2 separate regions of the Homo sapiens genome follow, and region 1 is linked to region 2. Evidence: chromatin contacts called from ENCODE Hi-C or POLR2A ChIA-PET data. All regions are on one chromosome and are shown on one strand. Each heading gives the region's core, a stretch centred on a gene start or an enhancer-like site at or near the end of the contact. The rest is flanking DNA. Distances are from core to core; before and after follow the strand shown.

Evidence for each region. A loop is a pair of places that touch in the nucleus more often than their neighbours do. ChIA-PET counts read pairs that join two places held with the same protein, here RNA polymerase II (POLR2A). Pooled maps may share reads with other maps.
Region 1: a loop to region 2 is called in a pooled map, with 14 times the contacts of the local background. The contact joins the promoter of HRAS here to the enhancer-like site in region 2. A Hi-C loop is called at or near these places in 4 of 37 single-sample maps with no recorded cell type and 9 of 50 pooled maps. POLR2A ChIA-PET finds 5 or more read pairs at or near these places in 5 of 52 experiments (A673, CD4-positive, alpha-beta T cell, GM10248 and 1 more).

The regions. Positions count from the first base shown.
Region 1 is chr11:534,126-536,825 of GRCh38, reverse strand. It overlaps HRAS (HRas proto-oncogene, GTPase), which reads left to right and starts at 1,250. Exons shown (of 6, transcript NM_005343.4): 1 at 1,250-1,410; 2 at 2,451-2,614. The coding sequence starts at 2,504. It also overlaps a transcript of LRRC56 not described here. RefSeq lists enhancers at 591-1,298, 1,320-2,176, 2,177-2,700 and a silencer at 2,154-2,313.
Region 2 is chr11:267,651-271,581 of GRCh38, reverse strand. No RefSeq gene overlaps it. Among named protein-coding and RNA genes, the nearest start is that of NLRP6, 8.8 kb to the left of the region's middle. RefSeq lists an enhancer at 2,033-2,102. Within about 2 kb of position 2,666, at least 26 of the 41 ENCODE cell types and tissues checked have a DNase peak (open chromatin) inside an H3K27ac peak, as active enhancers do; they include CD4-positive, alpha-beta T cell, where a contact is called at or near this core.

The DNA.
Region 1 (2,700 bases), core at 1-2,500, 270 kb before region 2:
AGGCGGGCGCTGGACTGGGCAGAGGCAGGGTTTGCCTGACTGTAAAACGCCTTTTTTGTTTTGAGACGAAGTAGCGCTCTGTTGCCCAGTGCAGTGGCGCGATTTCGGCTCACCGCAACATCCGCCTCCCGGGTTCCAGCGATTCTCCTGCCTCAGCCTCCCGAGTAGCTGGGACTACAGGCGCGCGCCACTGCAGCCGACTAATTTTTTGTGTTTTTAGTAGAGACAGGGTTTCATCATGTTGGCCAGGCTGGTCTTGAACTCCTGACCTCAAGTAATCCACCCGCTTAGGCCTCCCGAAGTGCTGGGATTATAGGCGTGAGCCACCGCGCCCGGCCCTTTTTGTTTTTTAATGAGGATGTATTTCTGATTCCTTTGCAATTTTAAAAAATGTTAAAAACATGTCTTTTTGGGTTTGAAAGAGCTAGGATGTGCGTCTATGTGCTTGGGGTGAGCCCTGGGCACTTCGCTCCCCTGTGGCAACTTGTGGGTACGGTTTAACTGGACCACGCTGAGCTTCTGCAGCGTTGGAACCTCAAGTTTGGGGGGACTGGGCGGGCAGGGTCGCCTGCCACGCAGGCCCGAGAAAGAGGAGAGTGGTGGAGGGGGCGTTCTCACGCCTGGCCCCAGGGCACACGGCTGCGCCCGCCGCCCGGAACCCCACCGGGGCTGCAAGCGTCCTCGGGGTGGGTTGCGGTGGGAGTAGGGGAGCTGGGGTGCGTGGTGGTAGGTGGGGTGCGCGGCCGCTCCACCTGCGCGGAAGGGCAGCCGGGCAACCGGACCCCGCGGCCACCCGGGGGCCCCCAGCTCCGAGCATCCCGCCTTGGTCCCGGCGGATCCCAGCCTTTCCCCAGCCCGTAGCCCCGGGACCTCCGCGGTGGGCGGCGCCGCGCTGCCGGCGCAGGGAGGGCCTCTGGTGCACCGGCACCGCTGAGTCGGGTTCTCTCGCCGGCCTGTTCCCGGGAGAGCCCGGGGCCCTGCTCGGAGATGCCGCCCCGGGCCCCCAGACACCGGCTCCCTGGCCTTCCTCGAGCAACCCCGAGCTCGGCTCCGGTCTCCAGCCAAGCCCAACCCCGAGAGGCCGCGGCCCTACTGGCTCCGCCTCCCGCGTTGCTCCCGGAAGCCCCGCCCGACCGCGGCTCCTGACAGACGGGCCGCTCAGCCAACCGGGGTGGGGCGGGGCCCGATGGCGCGCAGCCAATGGTAGGCCGCGCCTGGCAGACGGACGGGCGCGGGGCGGGGCGTGCGCAGGCCCGCCCGAGTCTCCGCCGCCCGTGCCCTGCGCCCGCAACCCGAGCCGCACCCGCCGCGGACGGAGCCCATGCGCGGGGCGAACCGCGCGCCCCCGCCCCCGCCCCGCCCCGGCCTCGGCCCCGGCCCTGGCCCCGGGGGCAGTCGCGCCTGTGAACGGTGAGTGCGGGCAGGGATCGGCCGGGCCGCGCGCCCTCCTCGCCCCCAGGCGGCAGCAATACGCGCGGCGCGGGCCGGGGGCGCGGGGCCGGCGGGCGTAAGCGGCGGCGGCGGCGGCGGCGGCGGGTGGGTGGGGCCGGGCGGGGCCCGCGGGCACAGGTGAGCGGGCGTCGGGGGCTGCGGCGGGCGGGGGCCCCTTCCTCCCTGGGGCCTGCGGGAATCCGGGCCCCACCCGTGGCCTCGCGCTGGGCACGGTCCCCACGCCGGCGTACCCGGGAGCCTCGGGCCCGGCGCCCTCACACCCGGGGGCGTCTGGGAGGAGGCGGCCGCGGCCACGGCACGCCCGGGCACCCCCGATTCAGCATCACAGGTCGCGGACCAGGCCGGGGGCCTCAGCCCCAGTGCCTTTTCCCTCTCCGGGTCTCCCGCGCCGCTTCTCGGCCCCTTCCTGTCGCTCAGTCCCTGCTTCCCAGGAGCTCCTCTGTCTTCTCCAGCTTTCTGTGGCTGAAAGATGCCCCCGGTTCCCCGCCGGGGGTGCGGGGCGCTGCCCGGGTCTGCCCTCCCCTCGGCGGCGCCTAGTACGCAGTAGGCGCTCAGCAAATACTTGTCGGAGGCACCAGCGCCGCGGGGCCTGCAGGCTGGCACTAGCCTGCCCGGGCACGCCGTGGCGCGCTCCGCCGTGGCCAGACCTGTTCTGGAGGACGGTAACCTCAGCCCTCGGGCGCCTCCCTTTAGCCTTTCTGCCGACCCAGCAGCTTCTAATTTGGGTGCGTGGTTGAGAGCGCTCAGCTGTCAGCCCTGCCTTTGAGGGCTGGGTCCCTTTTCCCATCACTGGGTCATTAAGAGCAAGTGGGGGCGAGGCGACAGCCCTCCCGCACGCTGGGTTGCAGCTGCACAGGTAGGCACGCTGCAGTCCTTGCTGCCTGGCGTTGGGGCCCAGGGACCGCTGTGGGTTTGCCCTTCAGATGGCCCTGCCAGCAGCTGCCCTGTGGGGCCTGGGGCTGGGCCTGGGCCTGGCTGAGCAGGGCCCTCCTTGGCAGGTGGGGCAGGAGACCCTGTAGGAGGACCCCGGGCCGCAGGCCCCTGAGGAGCGATGACGGAATATAAGCTGGTGGTGGTGGGCGCCGGCGGTGTGGGCAAGAGTGCGCTGACCATCCAGCTGATCCAGAACCATTTTGTGGACGAATACGACCCCACTATAGAGGTGAGCCTGGCGCCGCCGTCCAGGTGCCAGCAGCTGCTGCGGGCGAGCCCAGGACACAGCCAGGATAGGGCTGGCTGCAGCCCCTG
Region 2 (3,931 bases), core at 1,417-3,916:
GGAGCCCGCAAGGTATCCATCCTGTATCCAATTCCCTCTCAGAGCTGAGCTGCTCAGAACGAAAGCTGTCCCCAAGTGTGGATTAATCGTGGCCGCTGGTGGCTGTGGGGTGTCCCTTCACCAGCCGGGGGCAGCCTCCCTCCCTGGCCCCCAGGCCCTGGTGGTCTTCACTGGGGAGGCAGGGCCTTGCCGCCAGGGCCTCCTGTTGGTGGGGCCTGGTGGAGGGGCATGAGTGGGACTCTCTTTCCAGAGGGGGCTGGGCCCCTCAGCCTCAGAGGCAGAACCCCCTCTTTTGCCTCATTAGGTGGATGAGAGGAGGTGCCTATCTTTGTGGAGCCCCAGGACCTGTCCCCTTTACTTCCAAGGACATAGAGGACAGGAGGCCTGGGAGGAGCAAAGAGCCAGAGGCAGAACTGCCTCCTGGGCATATGACGCTCTCCCTTGGGGCGGAAAATCCCTCTTGCCCTGCAGGGCAGGGGGCTCTCCCAGCTGCCAAGGCCATCAGGGTGGTGACATGGAAGCACTAGGGCCCTTCCTGCTGCACTTCGGGAGCCCACCAGGACCTGGGTCCCGCCTCCTCCTCATTACAGGCCCGGGGACCCTCTGCCTCCCGATCCCCTGTGCTACAGTGGACCGAGCCCCTGCCCCGAGGGTCACACCGCTGCCTGCTGGGAAAGGCAGCTGGCCCCCGTCGGGCTGGCTCTCCCTGGTCCAGTGTGCCCTCCTGGGTAGTTCCTCCTCGCTCACCAGCACAGCTCTGGTGCACACACCCACAGCAGGTCCACACGGCTGCCACACCACCTCCCTTCTCTGCTCAAATGTCTCCTCTCCCGAGGCCTCTGACCACCTGCCTAAGGTACTCCCCAAGTTTACTCTCTTGTGCATTGGTGTCCAGAGGCGGTAAAGCCTGGGGGTCTGGGGTCCTGTGCACCCTGTTGAGTGGGTGGCTGGTCCAGCTCCTGGCTCTGCCACTCACTGGTCACTCTGTGACCCTGGACACACTCTAGGTGAGTTTCTGTGTCTGTGGATGGACGGTTCCTGCTCCCTAAGGTGGTTGTGATCTCAAAGTGGTGATATTAAAACACTAAGAGTCGGGCCTGAGTGGAGCGGGGCCTCCTCCTTCACATAAATCAACTGGAAATGGACCAAGGCTGACATTTAAGAACTAAAACCATAAAACACTTAGGAAAAAATGTAGGGAAATCTTCATGACCTTGGATGATGATGATGATGATTATTATTATTATTTTTTTTTTTTTGAGACGGAGTTTGCTCCATTACCCAGGCTGCATTGCAATGGCGCGATCCCGGCTCACTGCAACTTCCACCTCCTGTGTTCAAGCGATGCTCCTGCCTCAGCCTACCTAGTAGCTGAGATTACAGGCGCCTGCCACCATGCCCGGCTAATTTTTGTATTTTTAGTAGAGATGGGGTTTCACCATGTTGGCCAGGCTGGTCTCAAACTCCTGACCTCAAGTGATCCACCTGCCTCGGCCTCCCAAAGTGCTGCGATTACAGGCGTGAGCCACCGTGCCCGGCCGACCTTGGATTCTTAGATATAACACCAAAAGCATGGGCAATGACAACAACAACAAAAAGATAAATTGTACTTCATCAAAATTAAAATCTTTTGTGCATCAAAGGACACTATCAAGGGGCTGAAGAGATCACCACAGAATGGGAGAAAATGTTTGCGAATCATATATCTGGTAAGGATTCATATACGTAATATAAAAAGGACTCCTTCAAATCAACAACCAAAACCCAAACAGCACAATTTCAAAATGAGCAAAGGACTTGAATAGACATTTCTCAAAAAAAAAAAAAGATGCGAATGACTGACAAGCACGTGAAAAGTTGCCCAACCTCGTTAGTCATTACAAAAATGCAAATGAAAAGAACAGTGAGATACCTTCTTACCTCCACTAGGATGGCAATTATTATGCAACTAAACAAAACAAACATGAAGAAAACAAGTGATGGGAAGCCTCCCATGTTGCTGGTGGGACGGTAAAATGATGCAACTGTTGAAAACAGTTTGTTTTTTCTTAAAAGACGCGGAAGAATTGAAAACAGGAACTGAAACCACACTCGTGTTCACTTTGCTAGTAGCGTTATTCATAACAGTCAAAATGTGGAAGCAACCAAGTGTTCCTAAACAGGTGAACAGACAAACAAAACTCAGTCTATCCGTACAGAGAAATGCGATTCAGGAATGAGAGCCCGACGCATGGGTGAACCTTGGGCACATCACGCTGAGTGACATGAACCTGACACAGAAGGACACGTACTGTATGAATCCACTTCTATGAAATAATTAGAACAGGCAAATCCGTAGAGACTGAAAGTAGATGAGACACGTGACCAGAGGCTGGGGGGACGGAGGAATGCAGAGTTGCTGTTTAATGGGGACGGAGTTTCTGTCTGACGGATAGAAAGGATTTTGGAAATAGTGGTGATGGTTACACAATATTGTGCATGTAACTAACATCATTGAACTGCACACTTAAAAATGATTAAAACAAAAAGAGTTCTGTTACGTCTGATCCTTTGCCACGATTTTTAAATAGCGCCTGCCCCGTGGTCAGTGCCTCCTGTGTTGGCCGCAATGCTGTGCTCCTCACAGCTGGCGCTGACCGCTATTTCCTGCTCTAGGGCGGTAGGCGGCATCTGAGAGCATGAACAAAATGCCCTACCCAGAAGGAGCTACGTCTTTGTTGGGAGACAGAAAATAAACAGGATACATAAATAAACAACACATGGATTAAACAGTGCCAAGGGCGGGGCGCGGTGGCTCATATCTGTGATCCCAGCACTTTGGGAGGCAGAGGCGGGCGGATCACTTGAGGTCAGGAGTTCGAGATCAGCCTGGCCAACATGGTGAAACCCCGTCTCTACTAAAAATACAAAAATTAGCCAGGCGTGGTGGCGGGCATCTGTAATCCCAGCTACTCGTGAGGCTGAGGCAAGAAAATAGTTTGAACCCAGGAGGCAGAGATTGCAGTGAGCAGAGATCACGCCACTGCACTCCAGCCTGTGTGACAGAGCGAGACTGCGTCTCAAAAAACAAAAACAAAAAACAAACAAAAACAGTGCCAAGGACAGAGCAGAGCGGAGAGAGGAGAATAAACGAGGGGGCAGGTCCGCGGTGGGGACGCAGTCAGGTGCAGGGCAGGGCCGTGGTCTGGCAGGAGCTGGCCCACTCAGGACACAGGAGGCCTGGGTGGCTGGGAGAGCCAGGGGGGCCGAGGAGCGGGCAAGGCTCCCTGGGCTGCTGTGGGGCTGGGGAGGGTGTGAGGGAGGGAGACGTCCGGCTCTCCTGAGGGGAAGGGAATCAGAGAGGGGCCACGCTCTGCACATGCGTAAAAAGGGTGGATCCCATGTGGCGTGTGAGATGAGAAGGGCTGAGGCAAGAGGAGGGATGGAAGTGGGGAACTAGAGCGAGGAACAGGGTTTGCAGGTAACGCCCAAGGCCCAGGTATCCTAGTTTGAGAAGCCTATTTACCAGGGAGCTGGGATGGCCGGGACCAACCCGGGCAGCAGCCGTGCAGCCCCTCCTAGTCACCACCCCCAGCCCAAGGAGGGACAGGTGAGGACTTCAAAGGGCCAAGCCCTCCAGCGTCCTCATCAGAAGCTCAGGTGAGGGCACACAACGTGAATTTACCGTTGCACAGTGCAAGCTCCAGCAAGTGAGGCTCAGCAGTGCCCTTGCAGAAGGAAGTGTTTTCCCCCAGCCTTGTCCCCGCTGCGGTGATTCCCCTCAGGGCAAAAAATCACTCCCCGGAGGCTCCCGCAGTCCCCCAGAACCATTCACTGCCCCATCTCTTCCGGGTCCACCCCACGAAGCTTGATCCACTCTCTTCACCCTCCCGGCTCCCAAAACTGTCCAGGGACCCGTGGAATTTCAGGGTCTAACAGCAGCAAAGCACCT